Linked DNA regions of Homo sapiens: all the other regions are linked to region 1. Evidence: chromatin contacts called from ENCODE Hi-C or POLR2A ChIA-PET data. All regions are on one chromosome and are shown on one strand. The core of a region is the stretch at or near the end of the contact, and the rest is flanking DNA. Distances in the headings are between cores, read along the strand shown.

What was found. Hi-C counts contacts between places; a loop is a spot of excess contacts on that map. ChIA-PET counts read pairs that join two places held with the same protein, here RNA polymerase II (POLR2A). Pooled maps may share reads with other maps.
Region 2: a loop to region 1 is called in a pooled map, with 4 times the contacts of the local background. The contact joins the promoter of LINC02977 here to the promoter of AKNA in region 1. A Hi-C loop is called at or near these places in 1 of 37 single-sample maps with no recorded cell type and 4 of 50 pooled maps. POLR2A ChIA-PET finds 5 or more read pairs at or near these places in 1 of 52 experiments (B cell).
Region 3: a loop to region 1 is called in a pooled map, with 5 times the contacts of the local background. The contact joins the enhancer-like site here to the promoter of AKNA in region 1. A Hi-C loop is called at or near these places in 4 of 37 single-sample maps with no recorded cell type and 3 of 50 pooled maps.
Region 4: a map with no recorded cell type shows a loop between it and region 1 (9-fold over the local background). The contact joins the promoter of UGCG here to the promoter of AKNA in region 1. A Hi-C loop is called at or near these places in 2 of 37 single-sample maps with no recorded cell type and 6 of 50 pooled maps.

Annotation. Positions count from the first base shown.
Region 1 is chr9:114,386,485-114,389,766 of GRCh38, reverse strand. It overlaps AKNA (AT-hook transcription factor), which reads left to right and starts at 1,785. Exons shown (of 22, transcript NM_001317950.2): 1 at 1,785-1,907. LOC124902253 (a long non-coding RNA gene) reads right to left here and starts at 1,717. Exons shown (of 3, transcript XR_007061742.1): 1 at 1,514-1,717; 2 at 1,178-1,322. RefSeq lists enhancers at 1,493-1,782, 1,823-1,952, 1,423-2,158, 2,973-3,122.
Region 2 is chr9:112,038,937-112,042,307 of GRCh38, reverse strand. It overlaps LINC02977 (long intergenic non-protein coding RNA 2977), which reads left to right and starts at 1,884. Exons shown (of 3, transcript NR_186812.1): 1 at 1,884-3,371. SUSD1 (sushi domain containing 1) reads left to right here. Exons shown (of 17, transcript NM_022486.5): 16 at 348-441; 17 at 816-1,525. The coding sequence ends at 816. RefSeq lists enhancers at 1-636, 42-1,241, 637-1,276.
Region 3 is chr9:116,950,681-116,953,866 of GRCh38, reverse strand. All of the region lies in intron 10 of ASTN2 (astrotactin 2), which reads left to right. Among named protein-coding and RNA genes, the nearest start is that of SNORA70C, 230 kb to the left of the region's middle. Within about 2 kb of position 1,351, at least 3 of the 41 ENCODE cell types and tissues checked have a DNase peak (open chromatin) inside an H3K27ac peak, as active enhancers do.
Region 4 is chr9:111,895,345-111,898,473 of GRCh38, reverse strand. UGCG (UDP-glucose ceramide glucosyltransferase) reads right to left here and starts at 1,660. Exons shown (of 9, transcript NM_003358.3): 1 at 1,161-1,660. The coding sequence starts at 1,258. RefSeq lists silencers at 1,216-1,305, 1,416-2,005 and an enhancer at 1,626-2,209.

The sequences.
Region 1 (3,282 bases), core at 536-3,035:
ATTCATCAGCCATAAACAGTGTGCCAGGCTTCAGGAAAGATATTAAGATCTAGCCTTTAGAGGAGACCAGAGACTTATACCTAAGTAGCAGCAATAGTTGTAGTAGCAATAATAAAATAGCTCAATACATGACTGTGTTCTGGCTCCCCCGCTCTACCCTTGGTAGGCATCATGTCATTGAATCTTTATAGCAGCCCCTGTGGGGTGGCTACTCTTCTTATCCCTGTTTTACAGATGAAGAAACTGAGGCTTAGAGACGTGAAGCCTCAAAGGTCAGGGCCAGCAGGAGATGGGGCTGGGATTTGAACCCAGGTCCACAGTGACTCTGAGATTTTTTTCTCTCCTACATGGGTGGTTCCCAAATCTGGCTGCTTATCAGAATTACCTGGAGGGCTTTTTGGACAATACAGAGGCCTGTTTTTTTTCCTCTTTCTTTTTGTTTCCTGACTCAGAGTCTCTGGGTCCTGGGTGGGGCCAGTGTTGGGAGCCTCTTGTGCTCCTGTGCCCGCTTTTCTGTGAAGCTCCTGCTTCTCCCGCTTGACTCGCTCTGCCCCGGGTACACAGGCCTTGCTGTTCTCAGGGAAAGCCCGCTGGCTCCCCCACCTTGGCCTTTCCACTTGCCCTCCCAGAACACTCTGCCCCAAACCTTCTTGTGGCTTGCTTTTGACCCCTCTTCCTTCCAGTGCCTTATTTGAATGTCACCTCCTCATAGAGACCTTCCTGACCGTCCTATAACCCTTCTCCTCCAACCCATTACTCTTGGCCCCATGTGTTCTCTACCAGGGCCAGTCACCTGGGACACTTAAAATGTCTGATGCCCAGAGACTGACTCTGTTGGCCTGGGGTGAGCCCCAGGCTTCAGTGCCACCTGGCCTGGGACACGGATCGTCACCCAGTCTCATTGTTCACAGCTCTCTCCTTGAAATTATACATGTGCTTGCTTATTGTCCATGTCTCTGCTAGAGTGGAGAGCAGGGGACTGGCCTGTCTTCGGCCCTGCCATATTCCCAGGTGATTTAAAAGCACCCGCCACACAGTAGGAGCTCAGTGAGTACCTACGAATGAAGGAATGGGATGGTGGGGCTTGAGGAAAGATAGCTCGACTGACCATCAGGATCGATCTGTTCCCAACATCTGGTGAACCCTTGGAGGGTTCTTACAACAAGGGAAAGTTTACCTGATCCGCCAGGTTCACACCTCCATGCTGCCCCGAACATCCCACTCTGGCTGCAGGACCACCTCGGGGTGAGGACGGTGGGTTGAGATGGCAGGAATCACCACGGTCTCCCTGAGATTCAGGTTGCACATTGGCAGAGTCAGAGCTGGAAGGGCAGGAGTGGTGTTGAGTCTGAGCTCTCACCGTGCACATGGGCCCTGAGGCCTAGTGAGGGAAGGAGCCTCGGCTAAGGTCAGGCCGTGGTTGAAGAGGGCCTAGAGGGTAGGAGCTACAGCATGCTGTGTGACCTTGGCCAAGCCTCTGACCTTCTCTGTGCTTTAGTCTCCCCATCTGTACCTGCAGGGCCTGGGCTGAGATGATCCCAAGCCCAGGACGTCAGGAGTTTGTTCCCTGAGTCCTTTCCTGGGCAGCGCTGACTGCGGAGGGCTTGCAAGGGGTTAAGCTCCTCCAGCTCTTGCTCTGCACGCAGACAAACCCCCTCCTTCTGACAAACACTTGTAGGAAATCAGGCTGGGCGCTTCCTGCCGAGGCGAGGCGGCCTCAACCACGGCAGGGGCGGGGAGAGGTGGGGAGCGATGCTGGTCTGTGAGCAGCAGCTTGGGCTGGCAGAACGGCCTGGAGGTGGGCCAGGGCGCAATGGAGACAGGGGGCTCCCTGGGTTTGGAACAAAGAATTCACAGGCAGGTCCCCTGAAACTGGGTCGGCAGGACGGTGGTGGAGCCCGAGAGAGGTAAGGGATTGGAACGGAGGAGGGCCCGGGAGGCCGCTTTCCTTCTGGACGGGCCAGTCACAGACTCTCCGGGACAGTCCAGGCAGCCGGACCAGCCCAGCCAGGAAGTTGCAGCTGCTGGAGCTGCACCGCTTTTCTCTTGGCTTAGGGGATCCCGGCCTCCAGGGCAAGGGTGGATTTAAGGAGGATTTCGTCAAGCCTCAGGATGCTAGATTCCAGTCCTAGCTCTGATTCTGATCTCTTGTGAACTTGGGTAGGCGGGTCCATCTCTGTGCCTGGGGTGTCGTCGTCTGCACCTGGAGAGTTAGTGTCCTTGGTTGCTAAGGGGTCTCAGAGACGATGCAGGCATGGGCAGCAGGCCAGGAGGCAGCGACGGCGCCGGGGGGTGGTCCCTATTGAAGGAGTGGCCCCTTATGCCAGCTGCGTAAGAGCAAGGAGAGGAGCCAAGGACAGTCCGAGGACCAGCAGACCCAGCTCAGCTCTTGAGGATGGCAAGACCAGAGCTGGCAACAGCCAGGGCACCGTTTCTCTTTCTCCTCGGCCTCTGCTGCTGGAGCGGGCTGGGGGCAGGGAGGACACAGAGAGGGAGTGGCTGGTGCTTCCTTGTGGGACTAGAGTCCACACAGCTGGTGGGAACCCCTTGAGAACAGCAAGTCTGTGCCCTGCCAGCAGGTGGGTGGGGGTATGGTTGAGCCTTTTTGGAAGGTCTGGTTACTGATTTGGGGGGTGGTCTTCCTTCCCCATCTCCCTGACACATCTGACAGCCTTGGTTTCAGAGTTGCGGTACCCCAGCTTTGAATCCTCTGTCTGCGCTTCCTGGCTGTGAGGTCTTGTGAGAGCAGGCCATGTCTCTGTGCCTCAGTGTCTTCATCTGGGAGGTGTCAGGGTGTGGGTGGGGGTAGAAGCAGGGTGGCACCCTGGACAGCTCTGGCTGGATGGGAAGGGGCTGCAGAGGGCACGGGGAGGCTGTGCGGGCTGCGTAGCTGTGCTGGCAAAGGAGAGCCTGGGCGTCTGGGCAGTTCTGAGGGATTGAGCCATAAAGGGAAGGGTCCCTGGCTGTGGAATGACTGAGCGGGCGGAGAAGCCCTGTGTGGGTGGTGGGGAAGAAGAGTCCATCCCACCCAGGAACTGAAGATAGACACCTCAGGGGTCTGTTAGACCCTTGAGAGAGCAGGGGCAGTGGCGGCTTGGGTGTAAGAAGGAGATGTGCAGAAGGAGGGTGCAGTGGCTGCTACTTCCTTGTGGGGCCAGTTTCTCCAGGGATGGCGGGGACCCTGAACTCCATAGCCCTCCCCAGCTCACACTGCTGGAGTCTTCACCAAACCCCACTCACTGCCTTTTAGGAGCAGCCCTGCTGCCCTAACGAGGGCTGGCT
Region 2 (3,371 bases), core at 635-3,134, 2.3 Mb after region 1:
CATAAAAATCTATCAAATGTAATTGATTGTGAGAGGACCAACAAAAAATGTAACACGTTGCATAGTATTTGTGTGCTCAACAAGATTAGCTGTTTTCTCCCTTGTAACTTTAACATGGTCTGGCTTTACACTTCCTTTTCAGAAATACCTTGTAACTGTAATTTCCTGAGGCTGCATATCCACAGGGCCAACTCAGGGGACACACAGGCATGTTGGGCATTCTTGGGATTCTTTGTTAAATGGGGCCAAGCTCTGGGTTAAAATGGATTGAGCACAGTGGGGTGTGTGCCTCCTGGGAGGTGGTGATGCCGTGCACTCTGGGCTAAGCCTGTGGTTTTGTCCCACAGATTCGTCACTCATGCTGCTGCAGATGGCGGGTGTTGGACTGGGTTCCCTGGCTGTTGTGATCATTCTCACATTCCTCTCCTTCTCAGCGGTGTGGTATGTGAGGGTGTCATTTTTGAGAAATGACTGGAATGGAGGGGAGGATGGGTCAGAGTCACGAAGAACAGCTGGGGATGAGGGGAGTCAAAGGGAGTGTGGGTGGAGGTTGTCCTTGGCTCAGCAGAGCACACTCAGCGGTGAAAGGCATGACTAACCCTGTACCTCCAGGTAGCATGGGGGATGCCTTCCCAGGAAAAGAGCAGGACCAGTGATGGCTGCCCTGGCCACACACAGAGGGGTGGCTGAGCTTCCATGCTGCTCCCCCTCGCCTCCTCCCATGGGTGTGCGTGTGAGCTGTGCATAGAGATGCACAGTGGGAAAACCAAAGTGTGTTCATATTTGTCTCTTTTCTTTTCCTCCTCCATGTCTAGATGGCAGATGGACACTGAGTGGGGAGGATGCACTGCTGCTGGGCAGGTGTTCTGGCAGCTTCTCAGGTGCCCGCACAGAGGCTCCGTGTGACTTCCGTCCAGGGAGCATGTGGGCCTGCAACTTTCTCCATTCCCAGCTGGGCCCCATTCCTGGATTTAAGATGGTGGCTATCCCTGAGGAGTCACCATAAGGAGAAAACTCAGGAATTCTGAGTCTTCCCTGCTACAGGACCAGTTCTGTGCAATGAACTTGAGACTCCTGATGTACACTGTGATATTGACCGAAGGCTACATACAGATCTGTGAATCTTGGCTGGGACTTCCTCTGAGTGATGCCTGAGGGTCAGCTCCTCTAGACATTGACTGCAAGAGAATCTCTGCAACCTCCTATATAAAAGCATTTCTGTTAATTCATTCAGAATCCATTCTTTACAATATGCAGTGAGATGGGCTTAAGTTTGGGCTAGAGTTTGACTTTATGAAGGAGGTCATTGAAAAAGAGAACAGTGACGTAGGCAAATGTTTCAAGCACTTTAGAAACAGTACTTTTCCTATAATTAGTTGATATACTAATGAGAAAATATACTAGCCTGGCCATGCCAATAAGTTTCCTGCTGTGTCTGTTAGGCAGCATTGCTTTGATGCAATTTCTATTGTCCTATATATTCAAAAGTAATGTCTACATTCCAGTAAAAATATCCCGTAATTAAGATTGTTCTTCCCTTGGTTAATTTTTCTGTTACTAAGCGTCTTCTAAAAATGCTCTTTGCCCCCTGTTAGAAACTGAGATTTGGTGGTAGTGTAGTAGCAATGCTTAAAACAGTATTGAGCCCATGGCTAGACTAGAGTCCATGTGTGTTTCAGGGGAGGGGTTGCCATAGAGGGTGACACTTCTTTTATCTAAACTTCAGTAACTATGAATGTTACTCCATTATGAACTATGAAACATTAGATATAAGCGGTGCTGGACCTACTGTGAATATGCTAAGTTGACAGCTGGAGTCTATTTGATTTTACTTTTAAATCATGAATTGGCATTCTTTCCTCTTTTTTTTTTTTTTTTTTTTGAGATGGACTCCCACTCTGTTGCCCAGGCTGGAGGGAAGTGGCGTGATCTCAGCTCACTGCAACCTCTGCCTCCCGGGTTCAAGTGATTCTCCTGCCTCAGCCTCCCATGTAGCTGGGACCACAGGGCCCCCCCACCACGCCCAGGTAATTTTTGTATGTTTAGTAGAGATGGAGTTTCACCATGTTGGCCAGGGTGGTTTCAAACTCCTGATCTCAGTTGATTCGCCCACCTTTGCCTCCCAAAGTGCTGAGATTACAGGTGTGAGCCACACGCCCGGCACTAACTAACAATTTAACTCCAAGACTCAGTAAGAAACGAATGGGGAAGGAAAGACAGAGGCTTCTGGCATCTCTCCTTCTCCCTTGCCTGCTAGGCCTAGAGAAGAAAAACCATGGAGGAGGGGAGGTGATACTGCACAGCCTCAAGATGCAGCATAGACGAATGCAGTCCTTAGCAAAAGGAAAGGGCTTCCCAATGCAGTGGGCCGGTGTGTTCACCGGCTTGCTGGGTGTCAGTGAGGGAAGACTCTGAGTGCCTTGGGCTTATGGGCAGATGAAGAGACAAGAGGAACAAGTACAAACTGCCCATGTAGCTGCTCCACCCCAGGGAGTCCAGAGTGTATCCGCTCTATTGGGAAGAATTAGAGAGAGGCGAGTAATATCCTGACATTCAGGTGTTCAATGCCAGCTGTCAGCCTCTGGCCCCTGCCAGTGTTAGGAATGATTCCCCTGTCCTCTGGGGTACTGCCCTCCGACGACAACTTAGGATCAGCATTTAAAACCCTTTCTGCTCTCGTCTTAGGTAAATTATAGACCAGAACGGGTCTATAATGGGGACAGGTCCCCATCCTAACCCCCAGAGACCGTTTCTCTCAATAGATGAATACAAATAGCTCTCAATTTTTAATTTTTATGTGCAATAATGCAAACATACTTTTTTTTTTTTTTGAGACGGAGTCTCACTCTTTCTCCCAGGCGGGAGTGTAGTGGCGCTATCTCGACTCACTGCAAGCTCCGCCTCCCGGGTTCACGCCATTCTCCTGCCTCAGCCTCTGGAGTAGCTGGGACTACAGGTATCCGCCACCGTGCCCAGCTAATTTTTTGTATTTTTAGTAGAGATGGGGTTTCACCGTGTTAGCCAGGATGGTCTCGATCTCATGACCTCGTGATCCACCCGCCTTGGCCTCCCAAAGTGCTGGTATTACAGGCATGAACCACCACGCCTGGCCGCAAACATACATTTTTATAGCTCCTGAACTAAATTGGGTATCAATACAAATTACTGTGGTTAGTGTAGGGCTCGGCCTCTGATGAGTGAGGATCTTTCCTCAAAGCCCACCTTTGTCCAAAGAAAGAATCTGAGCCTCCCCTTGACTTATTTTATTTTTTGCCAGTTTTGTAAATGCTGTATGCTTCCATACTACCCCCTTCCCTAATTTCCACCTCTAGAATTAACTGCCAGAGATACAGTTGTCCACATGGAATGTA
Region 3 (3,186 bases), core at 102-2,601, 2.6 Mb before region 1:
AGATTGAGCTACAGCTCTGCCACTAATGAGCTAAATGACCTTGGACAAGTCTCTTATCTGCTCTAAGTTTCAGTTTTTCTATCCAAGAATGTGAGCAACTAACCTGATCACACTGTTGAGGCTTTAAACCATCAAGGATCAAGTGTTGAGCACATAGTGCAGGGCTTTGCACTCAGGAGATGCTCAATACAGGGAACCCATCTTTTTTGTTGTTGTTAAAAAAACAAAAAATCAAATATTCTTTAGGCAGCAGCTACCCTAGAGGACAATGAAACCTGTCAGCATTCTTGTTGGACAGCTGCCTGGTCTCTGTAATTCGGGTCCTAACCAGGAGCTAGAAAATTAACTTGGAAACTGAGGATGCAAAAATGAGTGTCTCATTCTGGGTTCCTCTGGGTCTCTCTGCCTTCCTCTGAGCAGATGCTGGGCTCCAGCAACACCTGGTACCTGCAGAACTCTCAGGAAATTGGCTTGGCTAGAATGTCTTAATAGCCTGCTCTCTAGCCAAAACAATTTGCAGTGGGAAAAGCAAGGGTTTAGAAGTCAAACAGATACAGATTCAATTGTAACTATAACACAACCTCTCTTTGTGGCTTTGGGCACCCCACTTAACCTTGTTAGGCCTCAGTTTCCTTATCAGTAAAATGTGATAATTACACCTTATTTTCAGTTAAGCCAAAGAATGATTCACTGCTGCCAAACAATCTCAGCTAATAAATGCTGTTATTTGCCTCAGTGGGTGGGGGAGTTAAAATCACAAACTGTCCTTTCCATAGCAGACATTTGCAGATCTATTGGGTCGGAGATGGAGAACTGGGAGTCTCCTCCACCCCTTCCTTTTATAATAGAGAAGCTAAGGAACAGAAATGACATGGCCTGGCCCAAGGTCGCACTGTGGGACAATAAGACGGGCCACCTGGATCCCTGTCAGAGGGTCTTTCACATTTTGTTAGGCTACATGTCAACAGCCCAGGTCAGCACAAATGTCCCTTGTTTTCAGAGTCACCGGTGGCTGAGCAGTAAGTAATTGGGCCCCTCCTCAAAGGCTGTAATCAAAGGCAGCCTTGAGCTTGGAGGCAGCTCCAACGGCGATTGCTCGGCTAGCTGAGGAAGAGGCTTGAGGCCAATATCAGCGGCCCTGGGCTCCTGACAGCAGGTGTGGATGATGAATGGGCAGCTTAACATGATGGAGCAAATTGATCATTTCATCACTGACCACAACTTATTCATTTCTGCAAAGACGGCAATTCATTACCCTGCATGTCACGCTGCCCATGTCATTGCCAGAGATAAAAGCCTGAGGCCTCACAGCCTGTGCCTCTCATCACATCTCACCTCTTCTTAAAGGGAGAGAAAGAATGCGGAAATTGAGAGCCAGATGCTCAAGGCTGCTCCAGGGCCCTTATTCTTGCCAGATCCTGGAGGCCATTTCTTCTTCACCAGGAAATGAACAGGAATGAACCCCAAGAGCTTCTAAGCCAATCAACAATAGCAAATGCATTGCATCTTTGAGGCCAGCCTTATACTCTCTGGAGCATAAGGCCGAGAAGGATTCTGTGGCTGCATGCGAGCCCAATAGGAATGAATGCCAGAATTGATTAGTCATGTCTATGGTAGGTCTAGAGTAAGTAGTCAGACATACCCCATGCATTACTATTCATAAAGTCGTGGTGGTGGTTGGGCTATTTTCTGCAACTCTCAAATCATGTCAAGTGCTCACTAGCATTAAGAATAAACTAAAAGGCAGTTACAAATACAGTAATGCAGTTATAATCAAGTAATGGAAAAGCTTACATATTATTGTGATTTTAGTCAATACAGTTGCTCTCAGCTATAGTGGCACAACCCACAGGCTTTGACCACATGAGTTATTGGGTAAGTCCCAAGAAATGTAACAACAAAAATAGTCACATTACTCAAGTTACTCTGATTTTTAGTATTTGAAACTATGGGGTTAGGTAAGTTGTCAGAAATGTAGTGCTAATAATAGTCTAATTACTCAAGTTTCAAAATATTTTGTCTTTTGGAGGGATTTTTTAAAATGCAATGGATATGACCTTAGAAGTAAAATAACATCTCCCACTTGTGTTTGGGGAATGTTACCTTGAGTGGAAGAGAGAAAAGTGAGATCATAGATAACTTGCTGGTGATTGCATGCTTACAGATCCCCTACTGATCTTAACCATGGTGCCTCCCATAGCTTCTGCCACCAAATACCAATACCACCCTCTCCTACTCATCTCTAGAGTGTGGCTTGCTTCCTATCTAAGGGAAATCTCTCTGCCTGACCCTGATCTCATGCACTTCAGTTTATTGAAGGACCTTGTTCTACTGATCATACCTTCCCTCTCCTTTATCTTTGTAGACTCTATTCACAGTCTATGCCAAAACCAAACCTAACTGACTTAACTATAAATGGGAACCAACTGTTCCACATGATTGGTGATGATGCTGTGTGAGAGATGGGCTCATACATGGCAGTATCTACAACCACAGATCTTTTTTTTTTTTTTTTTTTTTTTTTTTTTTGAGACAGAGTTTCACTCTTGTTGCCCAGGCTGGAGTGCAGTGGCGTGATCTTGGCTCACTGCAACCTCTGCCTCCCAGGTTCAAGCTGTTCTCCTGCCTCAGCCTCCCAAGTAGCTGGGATTACAGGCGTGCGCCACCATGCCAAGCTAATTTTGTATTTTTAGTAGAGACAGGGTTTCTCCATGTTGGTCAGGGTGGTCTCAAACTCCAGACCTCAGGTGATCCACCCACCTCAGCCTCCCAAAGTGCTGGGGCTACAGGCGTGAGCCATCACATATGGCCTAGTTCTCTCTATCTCTTTCTGTCTTATCTCAGTTCCCATCTCTGTCTTGACCACATTGTTTCTGTGTCTTCCATAGGTATGGGGCATGGGCACCAGGAGCTGTAGAGACACATTCTTACATCTTTAACATAAAGGAAACAGAAAGAATCTATCTTCCTCCATATGTTGTATAAAATTCCAAGGAAGGATTTGTTTTGTCCCAGCCAAGGACACTTACTGCAAAGGGGAATCAGGTGCTATGACTGGCCAGATCTGGCATGTACTATGGCCAGGAGGGAGGGTACTTACATATTAGTAACCTAATTTTCCCTATAGCCTTATGGAGTGAGAAAGAGGTAATTCTAGACATGAAAGGAAAAGAGAAGGGGGGCTGG
Region 4 (3,129 bases), core at 411-2,910, 2.5 Mb after region 1:
GCCACACTATACTAATAAAATACAGTGTTTCCAAAAGCAAAGGCACACTTTTTCCGCAGTAAAAAGGAAAAAAAAAAAACCAAAAAACTAAAAGTAACTAATTTCTTAAAGTCTCTTCCACTAACATACACTCTATTCTAGTTCATGGTAACGATTACTATATACAATTGCTCTTTTCTCCCCCCAGACTAAAAATCCAAGTGAATCGATATCAGTAATGTGCTCTATATAATTTTTTCATTTCTTTACAGAGGCAGATTTCACCTTAAACAGTGGATATACCAAACTAGCCACATAACCCATGTCTCTATTCACGCCATCACCCAGTTCTATTTTACTTACACGCTTCGTCACAATCTCATAACCTTATTTAGATTTTATCTGCTCCTTCCTTCTAGAATGTAAGACTCATGAGGACAGGAATTCTGTCCTGCTCACCACCATGTCCCCTGGCCAATAACAGTGAATGGTATCTAGTAGGCCTCAAGAAGTATTTGTTAAACAAAAATGAAAAGATGTGGCCGGCACGGGGAGAGTACAAATCTACATAAAACAATAAAACGAGGAACTGAAAAAAGGAAAGAAAACCACGCTGAGATGTACAAGCTGACAGGACTCAAAGCTATCATGCCAGCTCGGAGGTTTGGTGGACATTTTTCAGGGTGGACAGGTGCTTCACACCTATCTAAGCGCATAGAGCCCTTCCAGGAAGAAGAAAATCCACAGAGAGGTGTCCAGATAGCTGTGAGCAGCTCCCAGAAAAGTGGACACAATCACCACCCTAACAGAAACGTGGCCCAGGTCGGGAGAAAAAAACAATACACCATACATCTCGGCCCAGATGAAAAATTACACGAATCCCCAGCACAATCAAACCAAGCCACCACCTTCAGCCTGACACGTAAGAGCAGTCTCCTTTAGCCTGGCTGGGCAGTCGCCTGCAACCCAGCAAACCCTTCCCACGCCCAACACTTTTCCCTCGCAAAGACCACCGCCACCGCCGGTCCGAGGGGCGAGGGAACGGGGGGAACAGCCTGACGATCAGCTTTCTCCACCCCCGCCCGAGCCCAGTCCCCTTCAAAGCGCAAACGTTTCCCATTCTCGCCTGTCTCCGAGGCCCGGACCCCTGCCCCGAGCCCCTCCTGCGGTCCCTCACTCACGTGTAGATGATAGCCATGAAATGCATCAGCCACAGCACCAAGAAGAGGACGAACCCGAAGACGGCCATTCCCTCCAAGGCCAGGTCCAGCAGCGCCATCCCCCGGCCCGCCGGACCGGCCCGGCCCGCTGCGGCCGCCAACACGGACAACGCTCCCGCAGGAGGAGGACAGGGTGGGCGCCCGGTGCGGGGGCGCGGGAGGCGAGAGGAAGGTGGGGAGAGGAAAGGGCGGAGGGGGGTGGGGACGGAAGGGGCGGGCAGGGCCTGCGCGCCCCCGCCCGCGCGCTCTCGCCTGCGCGCTGTCTTCGGCGCGCTCGCGGGCGGCTGCGGGTGCTGCGGTCTCCCGGCTCTGGTCGGGGCGACCGCGGTCCCGCGCTCCGGTTCGCCTCTCCCGAGCCTCGCGGCCGCCCACCAGACCCTGCGCGCGGGCACCTCCGCCGCCTCTCCGTCTCGCCGCCGGGCTCCCGGCCGAGCAGCTCCACCGCCGCAGCTCCGCGCACTAATCAAAACCGGCGGCTCGCGCCCCACTCCTCGGCGCGTCCCGCCCCCGGAACCGCGGCGCCCGCCTCTCCCAGGGGCGGTGCCCCCATCGGTCCACGCCCACCCTGTCGCCCGCGCGCCCGCTGCGGCGCCGGCGAGAGCGCGCCGGGGAGATCGTGTCCTGCTGCCCGCAGGACGCAGGCCGGGCTTCCTCCGGCTCCTCGCTCCCGCTGCCGCCCACCTAGGCGGAAAGCGCTGCAGCCCTGGGCCGGGCTCCCTCGGTGTCGGTGGCAGCTCGGGACCCTGTGCCTGGCTGGAGGCTGCTCTCTCTCCGTCTGGCCCTGCTGTTCCTGGGTGCCCCAGAAAAAGACACGGGTTCCGGGCAGCTGCCGGAGCTTGTCTAGAAATCCAACTTCCAACGCCGCGTCTGCAGCCTCCCCGCCGGGCACTGCTACTGCTCGGAGCAGCCAGGCCCTCCAGGCCACGTTCCTGGGCGCAAGGGATGCCCATTGCCTTCCCTCTTACTGCTTTTAATGCTGTGGGATCTTGGATCAAAAGGGACCGGAGAGTAAAATAATCTCCATGCGCCTCACAGATCTCTAAGCGCCTTAGCGACCGTGTGTATTATAAAAAGAAATTCTCAAATTCAGAATTAAAGAATCAGTTGATATTGAAATTCCCTAAGACTGCCATCCAATACGGTAGCCGCATGTGGCTAAGTGAGGGTTGGAAAGGCAGCTTGCCACTCTGTGGAGTAAACAGTACACCAGATGTGGAAGACCATCTCGTTAGTAAATTTTATATTGATTGCATGTTGAAAAGGTAATATTTTGGACATACTACATTAAATTAGGTAAATTATTAAGTTAATTTCTCTTTTTAAATACTTTGGCTAGCTACTAGAAAATTTTAATTGTACGTGTGGACAGCACAGCTCTAAAATGGGAAGAAATGTCACTTTGGGTAGTAAGGTAACTAAGTATTTGTCCTAATTTTAAGTCATCCCAAGAAGATGCTAGTACTCAATGTTTGTGTTTCTTCAATCTAGATGAGTTTATACTATTTCTGCATTGTTTTATGTTTATTGTTGCAAGTGATTTCCTTTTAAATAATCCATGACCTCCCTTGAGATATTTCAGAATTGAATTCAATTTTGAAAAGAAGTTGTGGCTGGGCGCGGTGGCTCACACCTGTAGTCCCAGCACTTTGGGAGGCGGAGGCAGGTGGAGCATGAGGTCAGGAGTTCAAGACCGGCCTGGCCTAGATGGTGAAACCCCGTCTCTACTAAAAATACAAAGAATTAGCCGGGCGTGGTGGCAGGCGCCTGTAATCCCAGCTACTCCGGAGGCTGAGGCAGAGAATTGCTTAAACCTGGAGGGGCGGAGGTTGCAGTGAGCCGAGATCGCGCCACTGCACTCCAGCCTGGGCGACAGAGCGAGACTCTGTCTCGAAAAAAAATAGATGAATTTAAAAAAAAGAAAAGAAGTTGT